Linked DNA regions of Homo sapiens: all the other regions are linked to region 1. The links are chromatin contacts, found by Hi-C in ENCODE. All regions are on one chromosome and are shown on one strand. Each heading gives the region's core, a stretch centred on a gene start or an enhancer-like site at or near the end of the contact. The rest is flanking DNA. Distances are from core to core; before and after follow the strand shown.

Evidence for each region. Hi-C counts contacts between places; a loop is a spot of excess contacts on that map. Pooled maps may share reads with other maps.
Region 2: a map of CD4-positive, alpha-beta T cell shows a loop between it and region 1 (2.6-fold over the local background). The contact joins two enhancer-like sites. A Hi-C loop is called at or near these places in 1 of 168 maps with a recorded cell type or tissue (CD4-positive, alpha-beta T cell) and 7 of 50 pooled maps.
Region 3: a loop to region 1 is called in a map of gastrocnemius medialis, with 4 times the contacts of the local background. The contact joins the promoter of ZNF614 here to the enhancer-like site in region 1. A Hi-C loop is called at or near these places in 1 of 168 maps with a recorded cell type or tissue (gastrocnemius medialis), 1 of 37 single-sample maps with no recorded cell type and 10 of 50 pooled maps.

The regions. Positions count from the first base shown.
Region 1 is chr19:51,702,759-51,705,458 of GRCh38, forward strand. It overlaps SPACA6 (sperm acrosome associated 6), which reads left to right. Exons shown (of 9, transcript NM_001316972.2): 5 at 263-340; 6 at 470-579; 7 at 1,272-1,428; 8 at 1,512-1,722; 9 at 2,332-2,432. The coding sequence ends at 2,365. Among named protein-coding and RNA genes, the nearest start is that of SPACA6-AS1, 11 kb to the left of the region's middle. RefSeq lists a silencer at 1,409-1,608. Within about 2 kb of position 1,258, at least 35 of the 41 ENCODE cell types and tissues checked have a DNase peak (open chromatin) inside an H3K27ac peak, as active enhancers do; they include gastrocnemius medialis, where a contact is called at or near this core.
Region 2 is chr19:51,440,260-51,442,959 of GRCh38, forward strand. No RefSeq gene overlaps it. Among named protein-coding and RNA genes, the nearest start is that of SIGLEC8, 17 kb to the right of the region's middle. RefSeq lists enhancers at 1,064-1,353, 1,654-1,793. Within about 2 kb of position 1,437, at least 8 of the 41 ENCODE cell types and tissues checked have a DNase peak (open chromatin) inside an H3K27ac peak, as active enhancers do.
Region 3 is chr19:52,026,993-52,029,692 of GRCh38, forward strand. ZNF614 (zinc finger protein 614) reads right to left here and starts at 1,387. Exons shown (of 5, transcript NM_025040.4): 1 at 1,250-1,387. It overlaps LOC112268244 (a long non-coding RNA gene), which reads left to right. Exons shown (of 2, transcript XR_002958414.2): 2 at 120-2,700. RefSeq lists enhancers at 1-644, 1,115-1,874.

The DNA.
Region 1 (2,700 bases), core at 8-2,507:
AAGCCAATAAGATCCCTGGAGAAAAGGAAGAAAACCAAGTATTGCTCTAAATCCTCAGAAGGTGTGTGTGAGAGCCGAAGCAAACCAATAGGAATCCTAGAGGGCGGAGAGGAGTGAGAGTCGGCCAAAGACAGCAGGGAGGGCGGGGTCAAGATGCCACCTGGCCGATGGACCCCGGGAAGCTGCATGGATCTCAAATGGGCCAAGGGCCCCGGGCTTGGAAGGGCAGGTGGCGCCTAGACCCAGCGTTCCCGCTCCACAGGTCTCCAGGAGTTCGCCCGGCGTTTCCTCTGCAGCGGGTGCTACTCTAGGGTCTGCGACCTCCCGCTGGACTGCCCAGGTGAGGGGGCGGGGCCTCGGGGTGCAGGAGGCCAACCTGAGAAAAGGGACCAGAGCACCGAGGGGCATAAGCTGGTGGCGAGGCCAGACGTGGTCGGGGCCCAGCGAGTGAACCCTGCTCCGTCTTCAGTTCAGGATGTGACAGTGACTCGGGGCGACCAGGCTATGTTTTCTTGCATCGTAAACTTCCAGCTGCCAAAGGAGGAGATCACCTATTCCTGGAAGTTCGCAGGAGGAGGTGTGAGTCGGGGCGGGGCCGGCGCGAAGAGTTTAGACGGGCGAGTTAGCCTTCACTAGAGGTTGGGGAGTCAGCTTGCGGGGACGGGACTCCGGGAATCTCCGTCTAGACACAAGCATCAGCAAGAGGAGGGTCGCGGGATTTAGGGGAGAGCTCGAAGATCAGAATGCAGGACCAAGGACCTGGGGCGATGGCTCACGCCTGTAATCCCAGCGCTTTTGGAGACCAAGGCGGGAGGATGGCTTGAGCCCAGGAGTTTGAGACCGGCCTCGGCAACAAATTAAGACCCCTCCTCTGCCAAAAAATTTTAAAAACAGCCGGGGCGTGGTGGTGCACGCCTATAGTCCCAGCCACTGGGGAGGCTGAGCGGGAAGACTGCTTAAGTCCAGGAGTTTGAGGCTGCAGTGAGCTATGATCGCGCCACTGCACTGCAGCCTGGGCGCCAGAACGAGACCCTGTCTGGAAGAAAAAAAAAATACATAAATAAAAGCAGTTTCTAGGGGTAGGTTATGCGTAAGGGTTTAAGGAGTGAGGGGAAGGGGTGCGTTTAGGGCAGGGGAGCGAGAAGGCTCGGGGGCGGGCTCAAGGCTCAGGGCCAGGACTCCAGGGGGCGTGGTCTGGCTCGGGGGGCGGGGCTTGTAGGTTACTCAGTGGCAAGCCGGAGTTGAGGCGTTTAAACCCGCGTGTCCCGCAGCTCCGGACTCAGGACTTGTCCTATTTCCGAGATATGCCGCGGGCCGAAGGATACCTGGCGCGGATCCGGCCGGCTCAGCTCACGCACCGCGGGACGTTCTCCTGCGTGATCAAGCAAGACCAGCGCCCCCTGGCCCGGCTCTACTTCTTTCTTAACGGTGGGGCGGGGCGCGGCCGCGTGAGTGAGCGGGGTCGGGAGAGGGGTGGGGCTCGTGCCTGGCTGACGTGCGCGCCCCCGCAGTGACGGGCCCGCCCCCGCGGGCGGAGACAGAGTTGCAGGCCTCGTTCCGGGAAGTGCTGCGCTGGGCGCCGCGGGATGCCGAGCTGATCGAGCCCTGGAGGCCCAGCCTGGGCGAGCTGCTGGCCAGGCCCGAGGCTCTGACGCCCAGCAATCTGTTCCTGCTTGCAGTCCTCGGGGCCCTCGCATCAGCGAGTGCGACAGTGTTGGCGTGGTGAGTTCTGGGGACTCCGGAGCCCCAGCATCTAGCTCCCCGCTGTCTCAGATCCCACCGAGAAGTCTGGGTTCCCAGCAACCTCCAACCCAGGAGGTCAGGCTTTCAGTTCCTCCTCTCTCAGACCCACGAGTCCAGGTCCCAGCCCCTCTTTACTAGCCCAGGAATCCAAGTCCCCAGCCCCCTCCTCCCTTAGATCTAAGAGTCCAGGCCCCCAGCCCCTCCTCCCTCAGACCCAGGAGTCCAGGTCCGCAGCCCCTCCTCCCTCAGACCCAGGATTCCAGGCCCCAAACCCCTACTCCTTCAGACCCAGGAGTCCAAGTCCCCAGTCCCCTCCTCCCGCAGATCCAAGAGTCCAAGCCCCCGGACCCCCTCCTCCCTCAGACCCAGGAGTCCAGGCCCCCAGCCCCTCCTCCCTCAGATCCAAGAGTCCAGACCCCCAAGTTTCTCTTCCTTCAGACCCAAAAGCCCAGGCCCCCTGCCCCCTCCTCCCTCAGAACCAGGAGTCCGGGCCCTGTACACCTTTTTGACCCTGGTGTCCAGGCTCCGGGACCTAAGTTTCTAGTCACCAACCCCTCCTGTAACACACATACCTCTTTGTTTCCCCAGGATGTTCTTTCGATGGTACTGCAGTGGCAACTAACAAAGGTATCTTTCCTCCTTCCCTATCCTATTTCCATCCTGAAAATAAAGAATATATTTCAACTCTAGATTGTTTCATCTCCGAAGGTGGTCACTACTAACTCAGGTAGGAGGAGGTGCAGCAAGCCCACACATGCCCAGATGAATATGGCCCGCATAATGACAGTGATAGGCATAGCTATCCCAGTGCAAGTTAGGTGGGAACCCAGATACCCCCTCAGGTTACTGGCTGTCTCCTTGACATTTCCATCTGCAGAAGGCACCCTCAAATAGAGTCCTCCATGTTGCCCTCAGAGGCTGTTCCTCCCCAAGGCTTTCCTCCTACCAGAAAGAGCA
Region 2 (2,700 bases), core at 187-2,686, 260 kb before region 1:
CAGCCATGAATAATTAACAGTAGTGGTGCAGAGCTGTTGCTTCTCCAGTGGGGATCCAGGACCCAAGGGCAGGGCGTGAAAAGTGCTTCAGAGGAGCTAAAGGCAGAAGGTCCACTTTGCATATCTTCTGGGGATGTCATTTATACTCAAATACTGAGTCAGGTCAATCAGACAACTTTAGTGACAATGAATGCATTATTTTCCCGTTGAAACTAACAGAAACGTGTTTTTCCATAGGCCACAAACATTCATAGGGACTTTCAGAGTAAAACAGAAGACTTCAGAGATATTTTGTAATTATATCTAGATACAGAAGACTTGAGATATTTTGTAAATATATGCTAGACACTCAGAGCTGTATATTCACCTTCCTCTGATTAAATTTGCCCTTAATGTTTCAGAATTCCTAATAAAGGACATTTAAGAATATGATCCCACTTTGGTAAACATTATGTATATGTGCATGAGTGTATATAACACATCAAAACTGAAAAGAGAGGATGGCAGATTGCAGGCATTGTTAGCCGGCCTCTCCCACCTTGGAAAGATGAAACAGTGTATAAAGATTTATGTTGTGACCTTTTCACCAGGGACCAACACAGGAACTTAACAGGAAAACTGGAAGAAACCACAGACCTTTCTAAAGAAACGGTGGGCAGCAGCCTACACCACGAGCCAGACAGAAAACTGTGAGTCCCCACAGTGTGAGAAGGGGAGAGACTGACTCAGGGATGTGCACTCCCACTGGGGTGCCACGCAGTCCAGGCCACAGGAGGGGGAAGCCCTCACCCTGCCCAGCACTGGAGCTGAGTTAGGGAGCGTTGGGGAGTAGATAAGGAGTCACATTGGGATGTGCTTGGCGTGCAGTCCTGGGCTCCAGCAGGGACAGAGGGAAGCCATTCCCGATGCTACCTCACAGGGGGCCTTGCAGAAGCCAGCTAGCTGACTCAGGAGGCGGTCACGGGTTGAGAGAAGCTCCCGACTGAGATCTGCAATGTCATCTTGAGTGGGGAAAGTAGACTTGCCCGAAATCTAAGACTCATAGGTGTTCTTGAGGGAGAAGAAAAAGCAAAAAGTTGAGAAAATTCAATGATTGGAAAGATACAGAATCAACCTAAGTGCTCTTCAACCCGAAGGAAAGGCTACAAAAGAATACACATCCCTGAGTCAGTCTCTCCCCTTCTCACACTGTGGGGACTCACAGTTTTCTGCCTGGCTCGTGGTGTAGGCTGCTGCCCACCGCTTCTTTAGAAAGGTCTGTGGTTTCTTCCAGTTTTCCTGTGAAGTCTCTGTGTTGCTCCCTGGTGCAGCTGCAGCGTAAGTAGGTTAGACAGGCGTTTCACAGCCTCCCTTACACAGCCTCCCTTAAAGGGAAACACATTTGCTAAATAGACGGAGAGAACAATCCGCCGGACAGCTCGCAAACCCCGACAGCGCATAAACCGCATCCTGGGCTCGTGGTCAAAACATCCTGTAGCAAGGAGGTAGAAGGGAAGAAGGGACAGTCCCCATATCCGTGCAAGTGCAGAAACCCATGCTTAGGTAGTGTCCTTGGGCTGACCTATGCTCATTATAATAGTGAAAACACACCCTCACGTGGAGACTTAAGGTGCTACTGAGACAGCGATGTATATGCACTAGCATGTACAGCCATTGCGCATGCGGGCCTAACAGACCACCCAGAACACGCTTAAGAGCAACACCGTCCCACCCACGCATGAGTAATCACGGAAGATTCCCCTAAAGGGAGTTTCCCCAGCGTCAGTCAGCGCTGTCTCACCTTTGAGCAGCCGCTCTGACCAGCTGTTAAGAGTGCACGTTCACTTTGCAATTAACTCTCTTGCTTACTTTTACCTTGGACTCACTCTCGAATTCTTTTCTTGAGGCAAAGTCAAGAACCGGAACTGGCCCACCAGCCATAGCAGGGGAGACTGTGTGTGCCGCGGTGCAGGCAGCACTCATGCCGGGAATGGTGAGGATGGCACCAGCTTGTCGGATTTTTTGTTGGCATTTGTGTTTGTTTCTCTACTCACCACCCAAGTGATAAAATAGGATCCTTGGTGTGGAACTTAGAATTATGCCAAAAAGCTAACAGTTCTCCTTTCTAGCCAGCTACAAAGCCAGACCATGCCCACCACTGCCATGCTTGCAAAACGGGTCACCACGGCCTGTAGGTGAGCAGTTGTGTAGGAGAAAAGAATCCAATTTTTTTGTGTGCTCTTTACTATTATGTAGACAGCTCCGTCTTCAGCCCACACTTTGGTTCCCTGTGGATTTCAGTTTGTGTCCTGTGTCTGAGGACAGCGGACTGAATACAGTGATTTTTTACCTCCAATAAATGTCATCCCGCTGCCCTTCCTGTGCCTCGAGGGTTGTCTGTTTTTCTCTTTCTTTTTCTTTCTTTCTCTTTCTTTCTTTCTTGCTTACTTTTCTTTCTTTCCTTCCTTCCTTCCTTTTCTTTCTTTCTTGTCTCCTTCCTTCCTTCCTTAACTCCTTCTTTCTTTTTGACAGAGTCTTGCTCTGTCACTCAGGCTGAAGTGCAGTGGCATTATCCCAGCTCACTGCAACCTCCACCTTCCAGGTTCAAGCGATTCTCCTGCCTCAGCCTCCCGAGTAGCTGGGATTACAGGCGCTCGCCACCACGCCCAGCTAATTTTTTGCATTTTTAGTAGAGACGGGGTTTCTCCATGGTGCCCAGGA
Region 3 (2,700 bases), core at 137-2,636, 320 kb after region 1:
TCAATAAATACTGAGGGAACTCAGAGACCAGTGCCAGCGTGGGTCCTCCGTATGCTGAGTGCTGGTCTCCTGGGCCCACTTTTCTTTCTCTATACTTTGTCTCTTATTTCTTTTCTCAGTCTCTCATCCCACCTGACAAGAAACACCCACAGGTTGTGGAGGGGTGGCCCCCTTCAAGGTGAATTCTCAGACAGATCAATTTTAGGAAAGAGAACACATGGAAGGCTCCAAGAATGTCTTTAAAAACCACGTGTGCCCATGTACTGGTTCGAAAGTCTCTGTAAGCTCTTTGGGTATACATACCTCGTGTCAAGACCAATGTACTAAGCAAATCACAAGAACTGTCTCATTTCACATTATGCGCTAAAGGAGTAACTTTACCCAAGAGAGCTTTGTCCTTTGCCCACAGTTCCTATGAGGCAAACTCTAAGCCTTTGGAATACGCTGCTTGATAAAACTGTCTTTGGTTATCAGGGCAATTTAAGCCATGCCAAATTGTCTATCCTAATAATGTGATTTACTGTGGGAGACCTTGGACCACGTGGTATTAGTTTGATATCTGGAGGAGCTGGAGATTGAAGTCAGCCTCATAGGCAGTCAATTGTGTGTGTGTGTGTTAACTGATATCCAATAAAACTCTGGACACCAAGGCCTAGGTGAGTGGCAACAATGGTTACAATGGCTGGCAATAATAATATAAGGGTGTATATATAAGAATATGATAATTTAAAAACGTATGAAGCAAAACAGAATGAGAGAGGATTAGACAATTCAACAATAATAATTGAAGACTACATTACCCTACTTGCAATAATAAAGAAAACAAATAGAAACTCAGCAAGGATACCGAAAACTTGAACAACATTATCAACCAACTAGACTTAACGAACATTTAACACTGCACTCAACAGCAGTAAAATAAACATTTTTTTCAAGAGCACATGTTATATTCTTCAGGAAAGATAATATCCCATGTGATAGCCTGAGATAGGGCCTCATGGGAAGGGAAAGACCTGACCGTCCCCCAGCCCAACACCCGTAAAGGGTGACTCACAAGGGCCCCAGACCCAGACAGAGTCGGACTCGTCGCTGATTTCCTCAGACTCTTCATCCCTACAGCCAAAGGACCCGTCATTAACGCCCCGCTTCCTCAGCGACTGCGTTCAAATACAGCCCCAATCAGGACGCTCCACGCACCATCGGTACACAGACCCACAGGCCGCGAGTCCATGCCCAGAACTCGACTCACCCGAGCCCGAACCTCTCCAGACACCACTGGCAGCGACAAAACGCCGCATCCACGTCCGAAAACGCTTCCTATTCAGACGCGCTCCTGCGCGGACTCCGGGAAGCTGAGCGGTAAAGACCGTGAAGCGAGGCGAGGACCACGGAGCCTGCCCGGGATCGCGAGTTCAGACTGCGGGCGCCGCTCTATGAGGTCACAGGGCTGCGCCCATCGCAGCGTTTCTGACAGGAGCGGCCATAATGGCTGTGGGAATCACTCTTAGTCACCTCAGTGCCTTTCTCTCTTCGTTGCAAGGGACACTCAAGAGTCGGGTGCCCAGCCAAGGCCAACACGGCGCAGTGGCATTCTATTCAGCCTGCTGTGGAAAAAAGATGGCGGCGCCCTTTGTGCCCATTATAGCTGAGAGTGGAGCCTTAGCTGGAGCACCATGGGCACGGCCATCTTAGAGGAAGGCAGCAGCCGTACGGCAGAGAAGATGCTCATATCCAGGACAATTTGGAAAAATAAACAAGGTTTGAAGAAGTCACGGTGCTGGCCAGGAAGCGGTCACAGAGTTGCCAAAACCAGTGGTCACTGAAAGTGTTAGATTTGGGGATAGGGCGGGGGTTCTGGGCTGGGTAAGGCTTTTGTGGGTTAGATTAGACTCTGACTGAATGGACGAAGCCGAGAACAGGAGTGATGCTCCATTAAATGCTAATACCCACATGGGGCTTGCTATTAAAACCACTGCCAGTGGGGAAGGGGATGAGGAGGTGAAGGTGCAACTGTGTTAATATCTACATGTTTCCTTCCAGAAGTAAAGGAAGATGACAGTGGGGCACTTAAGAATATGAAATTATTAGAATGCGATCATCCTACTTTGCAATGTTTCCAGATTTTTTAAAAAGTCACACTTAAAAAATATTAGTTCTATTTTTGCAGATGTTGGCGTTGTAACTGTAGAAGATTTAAGTAAATATTGTATTTTTGGAAGGCAACCTAGAGCCAATTTAATTTTTTCGTTTTCTTTGACACAGCAATTCTAAAAGCTATCTAGGCAAATCTGTCTTAATATTAACCACAACTTTTGTAATTTACAAAAAAAGGGAATTACAATGAGAGATGAATACTTTGGTAAATTATGGAACATCTGCTGAACTGTAAGAGTATATATCAATTTAAAAGAATATGCTACAATTGTTTTATAAAAAAGAAAACTTTGTCAGAGGACAAAAAAATGATCTGCAGGATAGTATATATTTTATGGTCTTGTTATTGGAAGAAATCATAAACATCTTTTGGAAAATTGTGATTGGTTAAACAAGACATTTAGTTTGAATTAATATTGTTTGTGTTCATAGGTAGAGAATGCCATGTTTTTACTTGAAAAATATTCCCAATTTATACTTAATTTTACTATCTTTGTACCATAATCATGAATATATTATAAAACATGTTGATCTTAGAAAATAGGT